Linked DNA regions of Homo sapiens: region 2 is linked to region 1. Evidence: chromatin loops called from intact Hi-C (ENCODE). Cell type or tissue: body of pancreas. All regions are shown on one strand. Each heading gives the region's core, and the rest is flanking DNA. Links, peaks and the distances in the headings are about the cores only.

What was found. Hi-C counts contacts between places; a loop is a spot of excess contacts. Peaks named below come from ENCODE experiments on the same cell type or tissue, not always from the same donor. Only the 100,000 strongest peaks of a DNase experiment are listed, where the experiment ranks them.
Region 2: it touches region 1 in a loop (2.0-fold over the local background); 20 of 110 quality-filtered maps call a loop at or near these places.

The regions. Positions count from the first base shown.
Region 1 is chr6:35,687,307-35,692,306 of GRCh38, forward strand. FKBP5 (FKBP prolyl isomerase 5) reads right to left here and starts at 1,609. Exons shown (of 11, transcript NM_004117.4): 1 at 1,498-1,609. RefSeq lists enhancers at 549-618, 639-728 and a silencer at 989-1,838. In body of pancreas, for the core only: a CTCF peak has its summit at 1,923; DNase peaks (open chromatin) are centred at 455, 775, 1,735, 4,215 and 1 weaker place; H3K4me3 peaks cover 1,632 bases; H3K27ac peaks cover 4,283 bases.
Region 2 is chr6:35,629,659-35,637,495 of GRCh38, forward strand. FKBP5 (FKBP prolyl isomerase 5) reads right to left here. Exons shown (of 11, transcript NM_004117.4): 3 at 7,356-7,500. Among named protein-coding and RNA genes, the nearest start is that of MIR5690, 31 kb to the right of the region's middle. In body of pancreas, for the core only: no CTCF peak of the experiment used is centred there; a DNase peak (open chromatin) is centred at 4,833; H3K27ac peaks cover 2,330 bases.

The sequences.
Region 1 (5,000 bases), core at 1-5,000:
CATAATTGCAGACTGTCAGGCAGAGGTCAGCTGGGGGAGAGACAAACAGAAAATGGTGAAGTGAAAGTATGACAATAAAAATTTCCCACCAGAATAAGAATTTTTTTCAAGTCGATTCTTGGCTTTTGATTCAAACACCAAGAGAAGCAGCTCCCTTTAGAGAATTACTTTATAATTCTCTAAAGTAAAAACCCTTATGGAGGAGGTGGATAGAATCCCAGACTATTAAAAATACTTAACCAAAATATGCTTTAACTTTTCCCTTGTCCACAATCTAACAAAATGGGAAGACAATGAAAATAAACACTCCTGTCTACACTCAGAGAGGCAAAGAAAGCTCCCATTCAGTAGTAAGCCTTATTCCACTGGAAAACATACTCCTGAAAAGTAAATCCAAAACCACGAGCTCAAACTGCTTCATGCAGAATTTACTGAACGGCGGCCAAACGCTGAACACACTGTCCTGAACCACACTGAAGGGTATCTACAATTCTGCATCTCCGCTTACAACTTGAAACTTACTACGCTTTCGCCACCACTGCAGAACCCGATTTTAGAGACTACGATGGTCCTGCCGGTTCGTTAATCGAAGAAAGCCACTCTGCACCCTGACGCTCGTAGTGTCTTTTTGGTAATACTGGTTTTTGACTCTTATACTGTGACCGGTGCACCTTTTTGGACGACCAATAAGGCGGAAGACGTTTTCACGTCCCAGAACAGAAGAGCATAAGGAGCCCTGGCACAGCGTTCAGCCGCTTCGGTATGGCCTGGGAGTGACGCGGATCACCTGTTAGACGGCGCTGCGCGGACTCCTCCACAAGCGGCCGACAGCGGCGATGCGGTTCCCCAACGCTTGTCCCGAGGCGGCAGGTGAAGGCGGGGACCGCCCGTCCACACCCGGAGCGCGGCCACCCCGCCACCATCCCCTTCACAGCCCCGCCAGGTGGGCGAATCCGCCCCGCGCCCGCGGCGTCCCGGCGCTCGGCTCGCCCTGGGGTCCGGTTGTCCCGGCGCCCGGACCCGAAAGCGAAGTTTGGCTCCCGCCCGCAGCGGTGCCGGCTGAGGGTCCGGCCGCCTGTCCGGGGAGAGCCGGGGGCCAGAGACCGGAGGCGGAGCGGGACCTGTCATCCCGGGCGGGAAACAAAAGCCCAGTGAGGACGGGCGGGCGCGACCCGCCTCGCCTCTGCCGGGAGAGGCCGGCGGGGGCGGAGAGCGGCGCCCGCGGTCACTAGTCTCCGCGCCTCCCGCGGGGAGCACCGGCCCCGCGGCCCCTGGGGCGCGGCGAGGGGCGCCGCAGTGGGGCCGAGGCCTCCCGCGCGCTCCCCTCGAGGCTTCCGGACCCCGCTCCCCCGCGACACGCGGCTCCTGGGCTGCGAAGCCGCGTGGGGGTGGGAGCTGAGGCAGCGAGTGCGACCGCGGCGGGACCTGGAAGGAGGGCGTTCGGCTCCCGGGGCGCCGCGGCCGGCCGCCCCATCTCCGTGGCCATGGCGCCGGTACCTGTCGCCGCGGGGGCTCGCCGACTCCGTCACTCTCCGCCTTGCCCGTGCTCCGCTAACCCTTCAGCCCGCCCAGCAGGCCGCCCGCGCGCCGGACACCGCCGCCCGAGACTGGCAGCGCCCGCGAGCCGGCCCGAATCCCCGGGGCAGCGCCCGGCGCCGTCCCGCCCCAGCCGGCCGCAGGACCCGCCTTCCATAGGGCCCCGGGGCTGTCAGTCCGCCCCCAAAAGGCGCGCGGGCTGTCGATCCGCCTGTCCGGATTGGTGGCCGCGCGCCGTCCATGCAAATGAGGCCCCGCCCCCATCATTTGCTCCTCCACCTCCCCACGCCAGCCCACGTGTCTGGCCCTTGCCCTTTGTGGGGGCCATAGAGAAGGGATGGTGGAAACTGACACCCCCTCACATCTCTTACCTCCCGAGAAATTAATGCCTAAGCAAGCTAGTTGACTTCCCATCTGTATCGTCTCTCTGAAGGCACTGCCCCTCCTATCTGTCCACAGGGCCTACCTAGAGGCCGGAGAGGGGCAGGCCAGGCTGTTTGTTAGGTCAGCTGGCCAGGTTAGCCCTAGGAAGCAACCCCATTAAGTCTAAGATGCCCAGTCGGGACTGGGGAAATCCCACCTCGAGAACCAATTTAGCAGATATCACCTCCCTCTGGACACCCAGTGACTGTAAAGACCATACTTTCTCTTGGCTTGCTACCTTTCAAGCAGGAGATCCCAGGAGATTAAAACAGGAAGAGGCCTTACGGCTGAGTTCGGCCAGGTGGGGTGGCTCACGCCTGTAATCCCAGCACTTTGGAAGGCCGAGGTGGGCGGACCACGAGGTCAAGAGATCGAGACCATCCTAGCCAACATGGTGAAACCCCGTCTCTACTAAAAATACAAAAATTAGCTGGGCTTGGTGGCGCGCGCCGTCCCAGCTACTCGGGAGGCTGAGGTAGGAGAATCGCTTGAACCTGGGAGGCAGAGGTTGTAGTGAGTCGAGATCACGCCACTGCACTCCAGCCTGGTGACAGAGCAAGACTCCATCTCAAAACAAAAACAAAAACAAAACGGCTGAGTTCTTCCGCCAACTCCGAAAGGTAGACTGCCAACCAGATGGCTACCTCTGAGTTACTCCCATAGAGATGCAGGAGCTGCACCTGGGCCTTAGGGAATCTCTAATCAACTCTCTCATTTTTAAGGAAACAGAAACCTGATGTCCCATAGCTAGTTACACGTGGGACCTAATAGTTACCTATGGAAACCTAATATCCCATAGCCAGATTAGAACTCATGTCTCCTGGCTCCAAACCTGCTCTCTTTGCACTATACTGCATTCAAACATTTATGAAGAGCCTCGTCCAGAAATCGCCATGCTGCCTTCAAGAGATGATGCCTGGGCGCCGGGCGCGGTGGCTTACGCCTGTAATCCCAGCACTTTGGGAGGCCGAGATGGGCGGATCACCTGAGGTCGGGAGTTCGAGACGAGCCTGACCAACATGGAGAAACCCCGTCTCTACTAAAAATAATTTTAAAAAATTAGCCGGGCATGGTGGCGCATGCCTGTAATCCCAGCTATTCAGGAGGCTGAGGCAGGAGAATTGCTTGAACAGAGGTTGCAGTGAGCCGAGATCGCACCATTGCACTCCAGCCTGGGCAACAAGAGCGAGACTCCATTCTAAAAAAAAAAAAAGGGTGATGATGTCTGCAGAAAAGACAAATAAAGCCAAGACTGAAACCGCCTCGAGGGCAGGGGTTCTGTCTCAGTCATTTGTCTGTCCTCAGTGCCTAGAAGCTTCCCTGTTTACCAGTTGCCGAGGGGAGTCACTGAAACAATGTATTTGTTCATTAACGCAGAAAAACAAAGTTGATCAAAATTCCTCTGCATACTAATACCAATTGATTAAGCATCTACTATGCTTAATAATAGCACATATTAGGCAGGGCACAGTGGTTCACACCTGTAATCCTAGCACTTTGGAAGACAGAGGTGGGCGGATCACCTGAGGTCGGGAGTTCGAGACCAGCCTGACCAACATGGAGAAACCCCATCTTTACTAAAAATACGAAATTAGCCAGGCATGGTGACGCATGCCTGTAATCCCAGCTACTCGGGAGGCTGAGGCAGAAGAATCGCTTGAACCCGGGAGGCGGAGGTTGCAGTGAGCCGAGATGGCACCATTGCACTCCAGCCTGGGCAACAAGAGCAAAACTCCATCTCAAAAAAAATAATAATAAATAAATAAAATAAAATAAAATAAAAATAACAGCACATATTAAGCTCTATGCTATCAGGGTATATATGTCCCAACCCTCAAGGGCTTCATTAGGAGACAGTGACATACACGTAACATGTCAGTTCTCCTCTTCATGTTACAGGGGTTGTGACAGATGTCTGCATAGGGCACAATGGAAGGCGCCAAGGAAAGAGGAATCAGCTCTTCCTACGAGAGGCAGGGAAGGCGTCATTGAAGAGGTCACCTGACAGTAGAGCTGAATCTTAGAAGATGAAGTAGGTGTTTGCCAGACAGAGGGGTGTGGACAAGGGGGAAAGGGACTCCCAGGCAGGAGGGGACAGCGTGAGCAAAAAGCATGCAGACCTGGAAAAGCCTAATAATTGAGGGAACAGTGAGGAGCAGTGTGGGCAAATCTGCAGAGGGCTGTGTGGACGTGTCACATGTCTGGGACCAGGCTCTTCCAGGAGGAAGACAGAAAGGCAGGGGAGGCTGCCAGGCTGTGTTGTAATACACCGCAGCAACAACAACAGGCCCTGTAGATACAGCTACACGGTTCTTTTTTTTTCTAGGCCAGAGTCTGTGGAGAACAGTCAGTTCCACAGTTCCGATGGCAGCCTTGCTAGCCCCACCCACTCTCCCAGAAAACCACTCTGATCACTGCACTTGCCTTCCTTGGCATTTGGAAACACATGTGCTTGCATTTTCCCTAAACATTACTGCCCTTCAGAATTCAAAGATGACATGCGCTATGGCTGCAGATACCTGGATGTGGGATGAGCAGCCCTTTCCTAAGGCACAGTACGGTTCTTTGCAGGGTCTGTACCTAAGACCAGTTCCATGGGTATGTGACCTGTGTAGTACACAGGGCCGTGTACTTAGAAGAGCCCTGTGCTGGGTCTAATGCTCTGCTGCCGCCGTCTTGAAATTCTTAGTACTTTCTCAACAAAGGGCCCTGCACTCTCATTTTTCACTGGGCCCTGCAAATTATATGGCCAGTCCTGCCTGTCACTGGTAGTGACCCTGGGCATGCTTGTGGAACTGCTCAAACCACATCTCATTTTAAAAGCACTTCGCATTCACTAGACTCATTCACATGCATTTTATCATTTGATTCTCTTTTTCTGTCTTCCTTTTTCTTTTAGAGACAAGGGCTCACTCTATTACCCAGGCTGGCCTGGAACCGCTGGGCTCAAGAGACCCTCCCACCTTGGCCTCCTAAACTGTCAAGATTGCAGGTGTGAGCCACCTTGCCCGAACTTATCATTTGATTCTCACAATGGGGTA
Region 2 (7,837 bases), core at 2,838-7,837, 55 kb before region 1:
GCACCACAACACTGTACTCAAAAAGAGAACAAAGGCATGATGTAATATCGAATTTAAATGGAGTGAGAAATTTGCTCAGCTTTCCACAGCCTAAATCAGCTCCTCCCTGATATCCACTCAGCAGTGGAAATTGGAAGCATTCCTCCTCTATCGCAAAGTACCAGGAAAAACCAAAGTAAGTACTTTCTTAAAGTTTGCTGTCTTTCTGGCTCACACTTTTGGGGACAATTAAAAAAATTAAATATTTTAGCCTAAAAGCTTTCCTTAAAAATCTCCTGAATGCTCCTAAACTGCATGTAAAAAAAAGTAAACAGATACTAAGAATATATTGGCTGAGTGCAGTGACTCATGCTTGTAATCCCAGCACTCTGGGAGGCTGAGGCAGGAGGATCACTGAAGCCTAGGAGTTCAATGCTGTAGTGAGTTATGATGGTGCCATTGCATTCCAGCCCCAATAACAGAGCAAGTCTCTGGAGAGAAAGAGAGAGAGAAAGAGGGAGGAGGAGGAAGAAAGAGAGAGAGAGAGAGAGAGAGCGAGCGAACACAAGCGCCAGTGCTTTTGATAAACCTTACTATGACATATCATTACTGGTAAGAAATGTCTACTGTGGCTGGGTGCAGTGGCTCACCCCTGTAATACCAGCACTTTGGGGGCCAAGGCAGGCGGATCACGAGGTCTGGAGATTGAGACCATCCTCGCCAACATGGTGAAACCCCGTCTCTACTAAAAATATAAAAATTAGCCAGGCATGGTGGTGCATGCCTGTAATCCCAGCTACTCAGGAGGCTGAGGCAGGAGAATCACTTGAACCCGGGAGGCAGAGGTTGCAGTGAGCCGAGATCGTGCCACTGCACTCCAGCCTGAGTGAGAGCGAGACTCCGTCTCAAAAAAAAAGAGAAATTTCTACTGTATATCAGGCACTCGATAAATACTGCTAACCAGGACCTACTTCATTTCTGTACCTGGTTTGGGCTATGTTTTAAACCTTAAGATCTAACATAACTTAAGAAAGACTACCTGGATTTGAATCCTGGCTCTGCCACTTACTGTATAGCCTTGGGCAATTTACCGAGCTTCTCTGTACCTTAGTCTGTAATATAGTAAACAAAAAATCACATCAAACCAAAAATGGTTAATAACAGTAGGTAACCAAACCATAAAAGAAAAAACTGATAAAGCTGACTTAATCAGAAGTAAAAACTTTTACTTTTCCGAAGACCAATTAAGAAAATAAAAAGGCAAGATAGACTGGGAGATCATATTTGCCAAAGTGCTTGTCCTTTTAAGTACAACTCAGTAAGACAAACAACTGATGTTTTAAAATGGGCAGAAGATCTGAACAGACACTTTACAAAAGAAAACATACAAATGCCCACTAGGCACAAGAAGAGAGACCCTCAATCATCACTAGTCATCAGGGAAATGCAAACAAAAACCAAGGTGAGATACTACTTCATACTTACTAGAATGGCTAAAGTTAAAAAGATCGACAATACTACGTGTTAATAAGGATATGAAAAACTGAATAGCCCCAAATTGCAAACAACCAAATGTCCTATTTTTGAATGGGTGAACAAACTGTGGCATTCCCAAATTGTGGAATACTTCTCAGGAATTCAACATGCATGAATCCCAAAGTCATTATGTTAAGTGAAAGAAGTCAACACCAAAGATAATACAAGATTCTGTTTATATGAAATTCTACAAAAGGCAAAATTATAGTAACAGAAACCAAGTTAGTGACTGCCTGGGGCTCAGGGTCCAGGAAGGAAAGTGACTGCAAAAGGACATAAAAATACTTTTTAGGGTAAAGAAATTGTTTTATATTTTGATTGTGGTGGTAGTTACAGAAATATTATCAAAATTCATCAAACTATATACTTAAAAGGGTAAACTTTATTATACGTAAATAATACCTCAATAAAAAAACCAAAGTGGCTTCGACACAAATATTAATATGATTGTCACCTAAATTATACTAATTGTACAAAGAATCCAAAAAATAGTAAGATTGAGGCTGGGTGTGGTGGCTCACGCCTGTAATCTCAGCACTTTGGGAGGCCGAGGTGGGTGGATCACGAGGTCAGGAGATCAAGACCATCCTGGCCAACATGGTGAAACCCCATCTCTACTAAAAATACAAAAATTAGCCAGGCATGGTAGTATGCACCTGTAGTCCCAGCTACTCAGGAGGCTGAGGCAAGAGAATCGCTTGAATCCGGGAGGCGGAGGTTGCAATGAGCGGAGATCACGCCACTGCACTCCAGCCTGGGCGACACAGCAAGACTCTGTCTCAAAAAAAAAAAAAAAAAAAAAGGGTAGAAATAATTCTTTCATCCTCCAAATCTATTGCCCTCTTCCATTTTAGTGAAAATATATTTGCTGGGGGGAGTAGGGTAAAAGAACAGAACCCCTATTATAGAAGTATGTATGAAAATCCTTGTTCTTAATTCAGCTTCTTTTTAAATGGGCTATGACCAGTTCTAATAATTCACAACCTCTAATATTTAGTTAAGAAAACCTAGTAAGAGAAATCATCACCTCTTCACTCTAATTTCTGTAACATATTCCACAGTAGTAATAATCAGTTCCCTTAGATTGATTCTGTCTTTCCCAACTTCCTGGGGCTAAGCAAGATGGCTGAGCATTGTTTCCAAGGTTTGTACGCATGCATAGTCAACAGATGAAGTCAGGACCCAAGATGTTATAACACAGCTTTTACCATTCCATTATAAAACCAGTGAAAAATCCTAACACTGCCACAATAATAATCAACATCTGAGTGCTTACCATTTGTTAGGCTGAATGCTAGGCGATGGTGTACATTATCTTAATCCTCAACATAATAATATATACTTATATAATCATATATAATATATGTAGTATATATGATTATCATAACCTTAGATGAAGAAAGTAAAGAATAGAGTTTAAAAGATGGTACGGCTAGCCAGGCGCGGTAGCTCATGCCTGTAATCCCAGCACGTTGGGAGGCCAAAACGGGTGGATCACCTGAGGTCAGGAGTTCAAAACCAGCCTGGCCAACATGGTGAAAGTCCGTCTCTACTAAAAATACAAAATTAGCCAGGTGTGGTGGCGCATGCCTGTAATCCCAGCTACTTGGGAGGCTGAGGCAGGAGAATTGCTTGAACCTGGGAGGTGGAGGTCACAGTGAGCTGAGATCATGCCATTGCACTCCAGCTTGGGCAACAAGAGTAAAACTCCGTCTCAGAAAGAAAAAAAAAAAAAGAAAAGAGAAAAAGATGGTATGATAAAAGCAACAGACATACACAAAGCAAAAGACATATACAAAGCAAGTGTAGGTATAGCTTGAATTTGTGTATTTTATGATATGTTTATCTTTTCAATGGGATTTTTACAGATAGGCTCTTATAGTTCTATGTTAAATACTGAAGTCATACTAGAATCCCCAAATTAGGATGACTTTCCATTGAAATATTTCTATTTATTCCCTTGGGAGAGGTACAATATAAGGGATCAATGGAGTTCAATGAATAATATTTATACTACTGTCCATTTATATTATTTTCTTCATTTTGATAAACTACCTAATGCTATAAAATATAAGTATAAAACTATAGTCTGGGCACAGTGGCTCATGCCTGTAATCCCAGCACTTTGGGAGGATAAGGCAGGCGGATCACCTGAGCTCAAAAGTTCGAGACCACCCTGGGCAACATGGTGAAACCCTGTCTCTACTAAAACACAAAAAATTAGCCAAGCGTGGTGGGGCGCGCCTGAAGTCCCAGATACTGGGGAGGCTGAGGCACGAGAATCACTTGAGCCCCAGAGGCAGACGTTGCAGTGAGCCAAGATCACGCCACTGCACTTCAGCTTGGGCTACAGAGTGAGATTCCATCTCAAAAAAAAAAAAAAAAAGGAAAAAAAAAACCCCACAAAACTATAAACTGCCTAACCAATGTTTCTTGTTTTGTAGGCAACTAAATACGTTATGTTATAGATGTTTTACCAGAGGTATATTGCTCTATCCTAGTATTTCCAATTACCATCTTAAGGAGGCCTCTAAGGGTCTCTTTGTGTTGGTATTAGTCTTTTATGGTTTTTGTTCCCGCATTCTTTACAGAAGGAACAAGAATGGAATCACATAAGCTCTCCACAGACTTCTTTTTACAGAAGCAGGTAAGATTAAGTGGCTTACTCATGTTAACACACCACAAGGAACAGGGAAGACAGGAACCCTGGCTTCCTAATGCCCGGCTGGAAGCTTTTTCCATGAGACCGCACTGACTCTAGACAGGTGTGTCAGAGGTACAAAGTCAACTGAAAGTTGCCTCTTTTTTTCTCCCAACTTGTATTTAAAAAAAATAACTCAGAAAATCTTCTTACTCTGCTTAAAATTCCAGGAAACTCATTCACCATAGTGTTTTACTGAGAAAATCTCAGTAGAGAAGATACCAATATAAATTCTCAACAATTCTTAATTCTGCTCACCAAGATAACTGCTAAAAGGACCTGTTATCTTAACTCTCAGCTTCTTTAAGACAGGAATTCTAAGGATAGAGTAAGGATTTAGCAGGTGGCAGGAACAAGGGGGTCTGACAAGGTCAGTCACTCTTAGGTCACCTAAATAATGATGCCACACCCATTCTGGCAGCCCTGGAGGTTCATATGCCTAAATCAACAACAACAACAACAACAAAATTCTAAAATAACTGTCATAATTATCTGCCACAAGACTGTATTTGATTTTTACTGCTATCTTATTCAAACAAAAAATTAATATCTCATGAGCCATTAACCTACTAAAGACCCAAAGGAGAAGAGAGCAGGGGCGTGGCCAGAACTGGAGCTTGGAAAGAGCACAGCTGGACGGGAAGCAGAATTCACCAGGCACACAAATGATACAGGAAGCAGGGAAGGCTGAGTGGCAAGAGACAGAAAGTAACTCCTCAGTTTCTGCTTACTATATTTCCTTTCCAGATCCATGCTTAGTTAGCAATTCAACTAGATACAGAGCTGAAGGACAAGGGAATGAAGTCCACACATAGCCATGGTGGTGAATAGGGGGAATACTTCTTTTTTCCCTAATCTAGGAACAAACTACAGTTGCTTGTCTGTGGCAGACAAGAATAAAAGATGTAACTCAGCCACCAACTTCCAATAAGCCACATGTTCTACAAAGTTTAATTTGATGTATGGGCTATTATTCCTACAAGATTAAAAAATAAGAACATTAAATGAACTAAAGACATTTAACAGCATTTGAGGCCAGGTGTGGTGGCTCATGCCTATAATCCTAGCACTTTGGGAGGCTGAGGCGGGCAGATTGCTTGAGCCCAGGAGTTCAAGACTAGCCTGGGCAACATGGTGAAACCCTGTCTCTACAAAAAAAAAAAAAAAAAAAAAATTAGGCTGGGCATGGTGGCTCATGCCTGTAATCCCAGGTGTTTGGGTGGGCTGAGGTGGGCGGATCACTTGAGGTGAGGAGTTCATGGCTAGCCTGGCCAACATGGCAAAGCCCCATCTCTACAAAAAACACAAAAATTAGCCAGGCGTGGTGGTGTACGCCTGTAGTCCCAGCTACTTGGGGGGCTTAGGCATGATAATCTTGCTTGAACCTCGGAAGTGGAGGCTGCAGTGGGCCGAGATGGTGCTACTACACTCCAGCCTGGGCAACAGAGCGAGCCAGACATGGTGGCATGCACCTGTATTCCCAGCTATTTGCGGGGCTGAGTTGGGAGGATCACTTGAGCCTGAGAGGTTGAGGCTACAGTGAGCCGGCCCGGGTGACAGATCGAGACCCTGTCTCAAAAAAAAAAGGCATTTGAAAATAATTTAGTAAAAATCATACTTAATACTTGAAAATAGTAGTTCTCAACCTTTTTTCCTCAGGACCCCTTAACATCTTAAAAATTGAGGACTCCAAAGAACTTGTTTATTTGACATATCTACTGAGATTTAGTAAAAAAGTAGTTATTTAATAATTCATTTTAGAATAACCCCATGTTAATATAAGTAATTTAATTTTGTACAAAGTATTTGTATATTTTGTATTTTCCAAAATAAAAAAAAAATTAGTGAGACGAGTGTCATTGTTTTAGAATGTTATACATGTGGAAATGTGTTTGACTTGTAACACGAGACAACCAGATTCTCCTATTTCTGCATTCATCTGTTGCAATTTTGGTTGAAGTACATAGAGAAGAAAATCCAAACCCACAAAGATAGATAGTTGAAAAGGGTAGGAGCCCTTTAACAACCTTTTAGATAATTGTGAATATAATTATCTGATACTACATCAAAACTGTACAACTTGTAAGATTCATAAAAGTCAATTACAATGTGGAAACTGAAAGTGTATCAGTGAACTTTTCATACTGTTACATTAAAATCTGTTGGTCTAACTTTGAATGAATTGTTTATTCACACATGATCTTGTAACATCTTGCATTGGTCACTGAGAAAATATTCATTCTTAGTTATACAGATCTTCCAAATGTGGACACATTTCATTGTATATTTAAAACCACATTCATTAATACCCACCAATCTCATCAGAAAAGTCTTCGGAAGCTGTCAAGCCCACAGTGGCAAATAAGCCCACAGTGGCAAATAGGAGTTCTCCTAAACTATAATTTTTACTTGAAAACTTAATGGCAAAAAACATTGTCAGTTGTTTTTCCTTGAAGTGACAGACTTACTCCATTCATTCTCAGAAAAACACCTGCCAAATACTGAATCAAGTCTGCATAATCAGATTTGCCCTTTCAAGTAAAAATGGTATCTCATGAAATAAATGCAGTTAGTTCAGATCTCAACTAAAACAAGAGCACAAGTACTTTTCCTTGAGACAACCATCATACTTTGGGGGACAGAAGTGCTCTACACGTGCTTCCCTTTCTGTCACAGAATATCAAAGTGATGTGAAACTCAAAGATTGGGTTTCAATAAAACTAATAATTTTTACTGCTTTATCAGGACATTTTTACGTGAAACTAGCTTTTTCCCTTATGTAAATAGTGAAGGAGTGGCAGTGGAAAATACCATGACTACTGGAACAGCTGGTTACCACTGCCTTGATTTGTGTTAAGGAACCAGCAGTTTTTTTACAACTGCAGCTTTTGTACCATCAGTGCAAATAAATGTCAATACAGTAAAATGGCAAATAATATCTTAGTATTGTTATGAAAATAAATGACATTTGGGACCCCCTAAAAAGATCTCAGAGAGCCCTAGGGATTCTCAGACCATTCTTTGAGTACTACTACTCTAAAATTTCTTTACTTTTAGAAAGGATAGAATCCTCTGCTCCTATATATTACAAATAGTAATAAAGCTAAGTAAAACACAACTCAAAAAAATACCCTCTTACCTTTGCCAAGACTAAAGACAAATGGTTCATTTCTATCATGACTGGAATCAAACTTCTTTCCATTTGACAATTTTCCTTTGTAATGGACATAAACTTTGTCTCCAATCATCGGCGTTTCCTCACCATTCCCCACTCTTTTGACAATCTAGAAAAGACAAACATTAAGAAAAAGGAGGTCAAACTTTTTACTTGTAATCAGAGAATAAAAAGGTCACACAGTCCATCCCAAGACATCCAGGCAGATATGCAAATATACTATTATCCATTCTTTCTAATGCCTCCCTTCATTCCTCACAATAACTCATTGTTAGAAAACTGTCCTTTACCAACTTGTCTTTTATGTTATATCTACTTTTATTGCTAATCGCACTATTTATTCCTTCAAAGAATTAACCAATAAATCCTGTTCATTGGTTTAATGCCCTATATTTTGACAGTAAACTCTTTTTTTTTTTTTTTTTTTTTTTTGAGACGGAGTCTTG